2 separate regions of the Homo sapiens genome follow, and region 2 is linked to region 1. A link is a contact called in ENCODE Hi-C data. All regions are on one chromosome and are shown on one strand. The core of a region is the stretch at or near the end of the contact, and the rest is flanking DNA. Distances in the headings are between cores, read along the strand shown.

Region 1 (5,534 bases), core at 1,710-4,209:
AGGGTGCTGGGCTCCTTCAGGCAAATTAATGTCATCAGACCAGGTTACATTTCATCCTGTTTTCATCTGAACCACAATGGATGTGCATGGGAAGGGCTGCAGGTGCTCAGATGTCACCCGGAAGAAGTGAAGGACAGTATCTCACAGGACCTAGAAAACAAGAGCGGGAGAGCATCGTGCCCAAGGCCTGTCCTGGGACAAATCAGTGGCAGAACTAGATCTAGAGCCACGTCTCCAGAGTCCCCATTCACTTTCACCAAGCTCCATGCCACCTGAATGACAGGTTGGAGGAGGTAAGCCCAATCTGATACCTGCTGCTTCTGGGACCCACCTGACGTGGTTCTCTCTCTCCTCCCTCTTCAGACCTTGGAGCCAGTGCTGTGCCCTCTGCCTGGGATGCTCTTCATGTCTCTGCAGCCAGCTCCTCGGAGCATCTCCACCTCCGCTCAGATGTTGCCTCCTCCAGGAGGCCTTTCCTGACTGAGCTCTCTCTGCATCACTGCCTCAAGCTAATTTTCTTTAGAGCACTCTCTGATGTCTTCTTGTTTGTTTCTGTGTGTGTTTCATCTGTCTCCTTACCTGAAAATTTAAGTACCAGGAAAGCAGGCACCAATAGGAGCTCAACAAATAGAATATAGTTGAATGACCAAAAGAGAATTTCATGTTGAATTGCCAGCGGCCCAGAGTGCATGGGGATTATGAATATTGGTGGAGATATTTTTAAACCTTACATTTTGAACCATGCGAGGTTCTCCCTCTGGTGACTCACAAGGTCCCTGCCGGCACCTCCAGGCTTTGTGCTCACAGATCCTGAGACTTCACAGGGAAAAGAGGACAAAAGTGGTTTCCTGGTCCCTTAAAGAGCCAATGGGATTTTCTGAGAAGAACCTTTCTTTGTTTTCCTTCTCACTCAAGAGAGAGGGTTCACAGCCTGCTCTCCCCTCCCTCCCGCCTCCCATAATTGCTTCCCTCCCTTCTTCTTCCATCCTGAGTATTTGTCATTCTCTGCTTGTGGCAAATTGCTTTTCACCTTTGAAAACCAAGAATGGTTGCTACCCAAGACAGCCTGGAAGTTTTTTGCAAGCAGGGAGGTGTTTAGCAATAGAAGACACTGTTGATGACTCTCCCCAGCTGTGGCATCACTGAAATTCAATTTACTAAGCATTTATGGACAGCCTATGAGATGGGTACTGTGGGGGATAGCCTGGTGATGCAGAGGTGGGTCTTGCCTCTTAGGGACTCTCAGGCCAGTAAGAAAGAGATCATTTTTACTCAAGAGATGTTTTATTAAGTGCTTGCTAAAGGCCAAATACTGGTAGGCCTACAGTGAATGAGGATTCGCCTTGCCCTCAAGGAGTTCATTGTCATGTGAAGAAGGAGAAATTACTGACAATTTCAAACTTCAGTTTTACATTCTGTGAAGGGAGACATGCAGATGAAAGGAGAGAGTGGCAGGGAGCTAAGGGAGCAGACGGGAAGTTCAGCTGCACGGAGAGGTGGGAGCTAGGCAGGACGAGGGGGGTTGGTCATTAGTGGGAAGGGGCATCAGGCAGAGAAACGCCAGACTCCTATTACATCTTCCACTGTGCGGGGCAGAGGTGGGAATGAGCTTGCTTGGTCCAAGGACTGAAAGGAGATTTGTGTGGCTGGAGAGGAGGGAGGAAGTGGACAGCATGAGCCAAGCCAAGGCTGCAGAGGCTGGCAAGGGAAACACCGAGGCCAGGAGGCCAGGAGAAGGTTTGCAGAATGGTTAGTGTTCAATCGCAACAAAAAGCCAAGGGGGCGGTGAAAGACAAGGCTAAAATATCTGTTAGGCCCAAGATCACGCCAGCAAGGGGAGTCCAGGGACCCTGGGGCTGAAGGGGGAAGGCTGTCGGTGCGGACCCCAGTCTAGAGGCTGTTGCAGAATAAGTGATAAATGACAAGGGCCACAGCAGAGTGGCAGGGGTGGGGTGGGGATAGCGTGGGGGTAGTGTGGGGGTGGGGGTGGGGTGGGGGTAGGGTGGGGGTGGGGTGTCATTGGCAACTACAATAATAGTAACACCATGGTCTTTCCGCTTCCCCCTTCCACCACATGAAGCCCCTGTTTCAAATGCCCTCTCAGACCCCTCCCCAGGTCTTCCCGACTCCCCTCCTCTTTCCGCTCCCCACTGGAGATGCTGCCAGGAAAACAGAGGTCCTGGAGAATACGTTCACTCGGCTACAGGGAGAGGAGGAGGCTGAGAAGCCGGAACAACCAGCTCATCCTGAAAGCAGAGGCCCATGAGGCCCCTTTGTGACCCAAAAGATTCCCACCCTGAATGAGTCTGAGCACACACACGTGTGACCCCACACACACACACTCATTCACTCACTCATAGCCCAGAACTTGCCCCTTATTATTTTACCTGAAATTTCAGCATCTGGAAATTAACTGGAATAAGAAAATCCTTTCCAATAAATGCCCATCCTGACTCGTGCCTTAGAAAGGAATGGTCTGGCTGGGCGTGGTGGCTCACGCCTGTAATCCCAGCACTTTGAGAGGCTGAGGTGGGCAGACCACTTGAGGTCGGGAGATAGAGACCAGCCTGGCCAACATGGTGAAACCCCATCTCTACTAAAAATACAAAAAAAAAAAAATAGCTGGGTGTGGTGTTGGGTGCCTGTGATCCCAGCTACTCTGGAGTCTGAGGCAGGAGAATTCCTTGAACCTGGGAGGCAGAGGTTGCAGTGAGCCGAGATCCTGCCATTGCACTCCAGCCTGGGTGACAGAGTGAGACTCTGTCTCAAAAAGAAAAGAAGAGAAGAGAAAAGAAAAGAAAAAAAAAGGGAGGGAGGGGAGGGAAAGGAGGAGACCCTTGGGAACGGGGAAGTGGAGAAGCCAGGCCCCAGGGTCCTTTGGCATGATCATGAAATATCTTTTTTCTTTGAGAAATGCAGCCCCTGGCTCCAATCAGCTAATTTTCAAACCTTTGATCCATTGATCCATTGGGCAGTCTGGGCTTGCTTGGTTCTTGGTTCAGTGACAGACAGCAGAGGGTGAGAGAAATGGCACAGGGCTGAGAGCCATGAAGTCACTGGGTGAGTCCCTTCCCCTTGCCAGGCCTCAGTTTCCCAGTCTGTAAAATAAGGGGGTTGGAAGGGCTGACTCTAGGGCTGACTCTGACCTTTTCTCTCCAGGCATAGGTGAACGGTGTGACCACACCAGGCCAGGGAAGAAACACGTGCCCAGCCTGCCATCTGCCCTCCTGTCTTGGAGCCAGGTCTTTCCACCAGCTTCCTTCATCTTTTAACACTTGGTGAAAAGGAATGACACGTCAGTCAAAGCCCCTGGCCGGTGCTCATGGAGCATCTGGCAGGAGGAAGCCCCTTCCTGGCTGGCCTCCCATTCATCAGTCAGCGCCGCAGGCTGGGCCAGGTAAGGTTTCAGTGGCTGCTGATGGCGGCTGCCCGGCAAGGGTTCTGGCCAAGTCCGCCCCCTCGTTCCTTTCTAACTGGGCTTTGGGAAGTTTTCAGGACTTCCCAACTCGGCAGCATGCCCACTGCCACAGTCCCCACCCACCCTGCAACATGAGGAAGGCACAGAAGCCCAAGCCAGGCAGAGCAGTGCTCCCTGCATCACCCACAGGCAGCCCGGGGAGCGCGGGCCTCCCGAGAGCCAGCCCAGGCCTGGATGGCCCACTGGGGAGGGCAAGGAGGGGAAGAGGGGAAGGGAGGCTGTGCCAAGGGCTGTGCCTGTGTTTCAGGGACAGCTGTGGAACCTGAGCTGGGAGGCAGCTGTGAAAGGCAAGAAACAAGGAAAGGGGACAGAAGTCACCCGGTCGGTGAGCCAGCTCGGAGGCAGGCAGAGAAAGCAAGAGAAGGGGCCTCTCCTGCCGTCATCCTAACCTCCCAGGTCCTCCCCAAAGGCTCCCAGCCCTTCCCCAGACACTCCCCAGTCTCCTCCCTGTCCCCACCACCATCCCTCTGGCCCTGATTTACAGCTGGGCAGTCACGGGACAGATTCTGGTTAAGCCTCAGAAACATACACCCAGCAAGGGGTTTGGATTTTCTCCTTCCTACCCTCCCTCGAGACTCTTCCGTGGAGGAGGAAGAGAAGCAGATCCAGCCTGGAGAAGCCAGGCCCCGAGGCCCTCTGGCACCCTGACTCCAGCACCCTGGTCTAACATGCAGTAGGAGAAATGAGGTCTGGAAGGGTGAACAGGCAGCCGGCCCCCCATGAGGCCTTGACCTCAGGCCCCGGCTGGGTTGGCAACAGCTCTTCTTGGCTCAGACAGGCTCCCTTGGAAACAAACCTCTGTTACTCACTTCTTTCCTCTAGTTGGCTGACAAGGGAGCCGAAGCTGTTGGCTCAAATCTTTTTTTTTCTTTTTAACCTCTCCTCCATTTTTTTTTCTGCTGCTAAAAAATTTGTTTTGCAAGATATAGTATAAGGCTCTTTTACTTCTTGAAGTTTCTTTAAGAAAATAATGGTGCTTACAAGAAAATTGTGATGACTCCCGGCGTTTGCACAGGACTCTGCTGTGTGTAAAATGCTTTCCTGGGTCTTTGCAACAGCCCCAAGCTGCAGACAAGGCAGATCGTTATCCTGTGAAATCTCAGGGGGACTCTGAGGCTCAGAGAGGAGAAGAAGCTTCCCAGGTCACACCGCTGGCAGGATGAGGACCCAGGGACCTAGATTCTGCCAAAGAAGACCTTGAGCAAGTTTCTATATGGCCCCTCTTGGCCCCAGCAGCACAGCAGGGAAGAAAGGCCATCCTCCCACAGCCAATCCCCCTTTATCCCCTGGGCAACCTCAGAGAAGGGGAAATCGGTGGCACATGGATGTAACTAGAGTTGAGGAACACTAGGGAATGAACTCCTTCTTAGGCCCCACAGGGACAAAAATGGATCCCCTTGTCCCCGCCAACAGGGAAGCGGAATGCCTGGGGCTACACTACTTCTTGAGTAGCTACTGTGCATTCAGGCAGTCTGCAAACATTACCTCCTTTTCTTTTTTTTTTTTTTTTAAGACAGAGTCTGATTCTGTCACCCAGGCTGAAGTGCAGTGGCACGATCTCTGCTCACTGCCACCTCTGTCTCCCAGGTTCAAGCGACTCTCCTGCCTCAGCCTCCAGAATAGCTGGGAATACAGGTGTGCACTACCACGCCCAGCTAATTTTTATATTTTTAGTAGGGGAGGGGTTTTGCCATGTTGGTCGGGCTGGTCTCGAACTTGTGACCTGGTGATCACAAAGTGCTGGGATTATAGGCGTGAGCCACCACGCCTGGCCAAACATTACCTCCTTTTAAACATGACAGCAAACTTCACAGTGGACATTATTCCCCTTTTATAAAATAAGTGAAACTCAGAAAGACGAAGTCATTGCCAAGGCAACACACAGGGATATGTGGAGCCATATTCAAACTCAGGTCTTTTTGACTCCAAAGCCTACGCTATTTCCACTGCCCCTGGGTTGCCACTCCCTGAAACCACCTGGCCCACCGTGCACAGTCTCCCCTGTGGAGGGAGAAGGCACAGACCACAGAGTGAACGTAGGCAGACAGCTCCACGT
Region 2 (5,534 bases), core at 2,126-4,625, 410 kb before region 1:
TCGTGGAAGACTGCTTAATGGTTTCTGCTAAGGATGGAGATATGCCAACCTCTTATAACCTAGTTATTCCACTTCCGGGAAAATCCTAACAGAAATGTGTGCAGCATGGATAGGAATGTTCCCAGCAGCACCATTCAAAATAGTCCCAAACTAGGAACAACACAGATGCCCTTTGAAAGTCAAATGGATAAGTAAATGGTGGTGTGTTCTTACGTTGTGGTGGTGAAAATATGCCAACGGCAGTCTCACACAAGCAGGGATGGTGTGGCCCCTAATTTTGAGAGAGGGAAGCCAGACCCAAAAGAGTACATGCATACGATTCCATCTCCATCTCCGCCTCCCTTTCCATCTTAAGGACTTTTCTGAAATGCCATTTTATCTCCTTCCACTTCCACCTCTTGGCACCAGCAGCCCAACCAGTATGCGTCTGCTTCTGTAACACCATTCAGGAATTTATGATGATGTTTTGCATGGTAAAACATCATATGGAGATCAAAGACAATCAGAATCACACTGTGTTGTTTAGAGACCAGCAGTGCATACTTAGCTGGTGGGAGGAGAGAACAGTAGAGAGGTGGTTGCCATAAAAGTCAAGATAAAAGTTATTTTTGGTGGGAAGGGCTATGACAGGAAGGGGAGTGAAATGCTGCCAATGCCTTGTTACTTGTCCTGGGTGGTGGCTGTGCAGGTGTTTGTTTTATAACAGTTTGTTTTGCTGTAATTTATGTTTTATAAACATTTCTGTATGTATTCTGTATTTGAAAATAATAATAATTTTTGAAACCACCACAGATCACAGCACTTATAAGTTCACAGTGAGAGTGCAAAGGATACTTTGCAAAGTTCTTTCAAGAAATCTTAAATTCTCAAGTGCCACGCGGGCAGTGATTTCCCCCGTGAAATTTCTATATGCTGTCCAAGAAACATCTTTTTAGACATCTTCACTTTCAAAAGAGGCATTTTTTTTTCAAAGAAGATTTTATCACTTATCAGAATATGTTGCCTGATAGAGAGTCTAAATGGGCAGCATGAACCCTGTTCTCCCGAGTAAAGTGATGCACCAGGGGCCCCCTCTTCACAGTGTACCCTGTTTCAATTCCAAGTCCCAGACCCTTGAGAACCTCTGGAATAACTGATACCAAAAAATGCTAGTCCTCTGAATACAGTGATAGCTAACAGTTTCACCCTGCAATTTGTTCATTCCCCTTTATGGAGGAGAAAATGGAGGCACAGGGTAGTTAAGGAACTACTGTCACCATCTAGGAAACAAACAGAGGCCCTCTGGCTCTGGAGCCTGCATGAGTAACCACCCAACCATCCTACCTCCCCCACTATTGTCTAAATTAGATATCAGCACATGTTGGGGAAAATGTTTAAATTCTCCTTCTCCCCATGGTCAAAAATATCATTTTTTTCTCTTCCAAGATGTCTCTCGATTCTGTCCTTTATTTTCATTTCCCCGGCTTAACATTGGCCAACTCCATCCCTCACCTGGTTTATTGCACGTTCTCTCTATATCCAACTCCTCTCTCCCCAGCCATAAATCCTTTGATGGTTCCCTACTGTCTGCCTGGTCTAGTCCTGACCCTCACCACGACCAAAGCGCTTCATGGCCTGGCCTTTGCCTTTTCTTCAAGTTTCATCTCCTACTCACCTCTTTGCATATCTACCTGCTAACAATCCCAGACTATGTACCATACCCTCATGTACCAAGGACGTTCTAACTACAGTTAGAAGTTCCTCTGCTGGCCGTTCCTCCTGTCCTCTCCTTCCTCTCTCTAATTCTATTTATCCTTCAAGACCAGTGCAAATACCACCTTTTCTGGGGAGCATTCTCTGAAGCCATCCAGCCTAAACCTCTCTCCTCAATCTTGCTGTATCTCTTGTCGCTTTTATACGAGTCTGCTCAGGCTGATATTTGCCCAACTGCCCTCCCACTAGTCTAAACTCTTGAGGGTAAGGGCTGTGTCTTAGCTACATTTTGATCCCAAAGTCTGTCATAAAACAGCATGAGCTATTCAGTTCATATTAAATGAATCTGTATCACCCAGTTAAGTTTCTGTCCAAGGGTGAGGATTTACATGTCACTATGATATTCTTTTGTCCTAACATTCTGGCCTGGTTCCTCCTGGAGAAAGATGGCTAAAGCAGAAGTCAGGGGGACAGAGTTGTTTCCTGGCCAACGGGAGACAGCTGATACTGGGAACAGCATAGAGGACCACTCACTTTGGGTATAAGTCTGGCTGGAAAATCCACCTGAAACAGATTTTCCCTGCCTCAGTCTGGGACTCCAAAGACTGGTTCGCCAAGGTGAATCAGGACAAGAAGTGGAAAATTCCTCCTTCACATTTCACTGGGAAACTTGAACCAGAAATCAATGTGTCAGGCCCAGCCTGTCTCGTTTTTCCAGACAAGACTCCCTGATTCTCCAGTCTGCCCTGAGAGGTGCTGCAGCAGAAACAGCGCAAAGCTGCTGAAGACTTTCATGTGGCTTCTCCTGTTAGAAAATCACAGCCCCCCCACCTCTAGAAGCCTGTGGAACACAGCATCATGGAGAATCTGGCTTTTCTTCCAGGCAGGGCATGGGAACTATTTTTCAAGGGAAAGGACGTGCATAATTGCTGGGGAAATATACACATTTAATTTCTCTGGAGCCCTTGAAGCTTTCTTCCTTAAATAAATCATTCTGCAGGATCCTGTGACCTGAGACCTGGAAGTGGTTTTGTTTTGACCTGGAGCCACGGCCTCCAGAGAGAGGAAGTCTGTCCCATTTGGATGCCTATGTGAACGCACACGACGTGGCTTTACTCTCCCCCAAAATGGGCAGACGAGGTGGAGTTGCTAGAGTCTATCATGTAGGTCCTTTTCAAGAGCTGAGCAGGTACATGACCACCTGTCTGCCTTATACATTAAAAAGAATAGGAAACCATTATCTTGAGACAGGTGATGAGGGCTGCAAGCTTGGGTAAGGGGATTTTTGGAAGCTTTTGAGAAGCTGTATGTTGGAGCTGACAGAGAAAGCAGAAACCGTCTTTGACAAACCCCTTTATTTACAGAGCAGGACACCAAGGTCCAGAGAGGGAAATCCTGTCACCAGTGTCCCCAAGGACTGCCTGTATGAAGTCGCCTTGGAACTGGTCACAAAAACCACTTCTGGGCCTCATCGCAGATGCAGGATCTCTGAGGATTTCCCTAGGAACCAGAGTTTGACGCACTTCCCAAGTAGTTCTGATGTACTCTGAAGCTTTGGAAGCTGTGCTAAGTTCTCTGGACTTTCTGCTTGGACGCAGGTTGGGTCCAGCCTTCACACAGGCCTCGGCTGTTTCTTCATCTGCCTCTCTCTGCCTGCCCCTCCAATTACCATCAGTCCCTCCTGAGCTTCCTCACTTCCAGGTCACCTCTCCCTGCTGGCCTCCCTTCCAGGCCACCCATCTAAGGCTCCTGCATTCTAAGCTGCCAACATCAGGAGAGGGAACAGCACGCTCTGTTCAGGAATGTCGAGCTGGACAGGGCCCAGGAGAGGATCCAGTGCTGCCCCTCCTCCCTGCTCCCCATCCATATAGGTTTCTTTCTCTGTTCCCCCTTGTGTATTAAATGCTGACATTGCTCATGGAAGCAATAGCATCTGCTGTTTCCGGAAGCTGGAAGCACTGTGTGGTCTCAAGAGGGTCCTGGAAGATGCTAAGGGCTTTGGAATTTAGGGACTCGCTCAAGGCTTATTATAAACTGAGTCCTTGGATGATTGAAAAAGAGTAACCATTTTGCCAAATGTCTGTGCTATGGTTTAGAGCTTTGCTAAGTTCATACAATGTTATAATCGGTTCCTCCCATACGACCACCTACAGCCATCAGCCATTAATTTATGTGCATGTCTTTTTGAAATTCCTTTGTGAGTGATACTTACTTGAAGCCAGGGTGGTTAGTCTTAAAGCAAGCAGAGAAGAGGGATGGAAGCCCGTGGCTGTGGAATCTGGTCAACACGAGGCCACATTCCTGCCTCACCTGGTATAGTTGCTGGGCCTGGGGACCTGTCCGACTCCTCCCTACAGCTCCTGTTTTCTCACCTGAAAAGTGATTGTAATTTCTACTTCACAGATGTTCTACCATCTAGAAGCACTGTGCCTGAGGCCAGCACATAGATAGAGAGTGTTTCTTTTCTGTTCCTTACCTTTTTAAGCTGCTATTTGAGACAATTTGCTGCAGACTCTCTAGGCCCAGTTCCCTGTGCTCTAACACTCTTCCTCGTAGTAAGAGGACTCTTCTGGAAAGAACTCTTAAGTTGTTAAAGATAGAAAAGTAATCTCATGAGGATGCAAAGGCATAAGATACAATGTACTTTGGGGACGTGAGGGGAGCGGGGAAGGAGGACGAGGGATAAAAGACTACTCATTGGGTACAGTGTACACTGCTTGGGTGATGGGTGCACCAAAATCTCGGTAATCACCACTAAAGAACTTATCCATGTAATCAAATAACCACGTGCTCCCCAAAAACTATTGAAATAAATGAAAATAAAAAATAAAAATATCTGCAGTGGCTCACGCCTGTAATCCTAGCACTTTGGGAGGCCAAGGTGAGTGGATCTCTTGAGCCCAGGAGTTCCAGACCAGCCTAGGCAACATGGCAAGACCTCATCTCTACAAAAATAATAAAGTAAATAAAATAAAAAGAAGGAAATGGAACTATATGTACTGGTAGAGAAAGATGTCCAAGATGTCCAAAAAAAGCAAGTTGGAGAGCAACAAATAATATAATCCTATTTTCTAAAATAAATATTTTGCTGGGGTAAAAAAAAAGAAAAGTAAATTCTGAGTCACTACCATTGAAATGACTGTATCTCAGATGAGTACTTGAGATTCAGTCTGTCATGGTGGCCACCTTAAGAGGAACTGGAACCAAATTACCTAAGTTAGACTAGACAACAGCTAAGGCTCTTCTCCTTCTTATGATTCTATGATAACAAATTTGGCTTGACCTTTAAGGCCCTTCATAATCCCAGTCAAGCCCGTCTTACAGACTCATCTAACATTATTCCTCTAAACTCCATATTCCTTCCACGCTGTGCAGTTTACAGTGTCCCACCCATATCATGCCCCATCCTGCAACCAGACTTCTGATTCTTATACTTTCCACTCTTCCTCCCCTTTCCAATATTAGATTCCACCCATTCTTGAAGGCCCTCTTCCCTCAAGCCCCTCCTGCTTCCACAGTGGCAGTACACACTCCAGCCTTCCATCTGCGTTTCTCTTGCAGTGCTCCTAGCAAACTACCTTGTATTCTGGGTATATGGAAACATGTCTTATCAGACCACATCTTACTGGACTCTCTGAGGACAGCTCCTGGGTCTCAGTTTTTCTCAGAATGCCTCTAGCACCTGGCACACAAAAATTGTGCATGAAATGTTTATTGAATTGAGCCAAGGAATTCCAAGAATTAATTCACATAGACTCAGTAGACTCAGTGTTTGGTTTGAGCATTTTTCTTATTCAGGGCATGCTGGCAACAAGGATCAGGTACCCTCTGGAACAATTTCA

The links. A loop is a pair of places that touch in the nucleus more often than their neighbours do. Pooled maps may share reads with other maps.
Region 2: a loop to region 1 is called in a map of Right ventricle myocardium inferior, with 2.6 times the contacts of the local background. The contact joins the enhancer-like site here to the promoter of LINC02048 in region 1. A Hi-C loop is called at or near these places in 2 of 168 maps with a recorded cell type or tissue (Right ventricle myocardium inferior and endothelial cell of umbilical vein) and 4 of 50 pooled maps.

What each region holds. Positions count from the first base shown.
Region 1 is chr3:194,273,761-194,279,294 of GRCh38, forward strand. It overlaps LINC02048 (long intergenic non-protein coding RNA 2048), which reads left to right and starts at 2,960. Exons shown (of 3, transcript NR_183751.1): 1 at 2,960-3,060; 2 at 3,160-3,397; 3 at 3,726-4,399. RefSeq lists an enhancer at 2,889-4,088.
Region 2 is chr3:193,860,681-193,866,214 of GRCh38, forward strand. No RefSeq gene overlaps it. Among named protein-coding and RNA genes, the nearest start is that of LINC02038, 19 kb to the left of the region's middle. Within about 2 kb of position 3,376, at least 4 of the 41 ENCODE cell types and tissues checked have a DNase peak (open chromatin) inside an H3K27ac peak, as active enhancers do.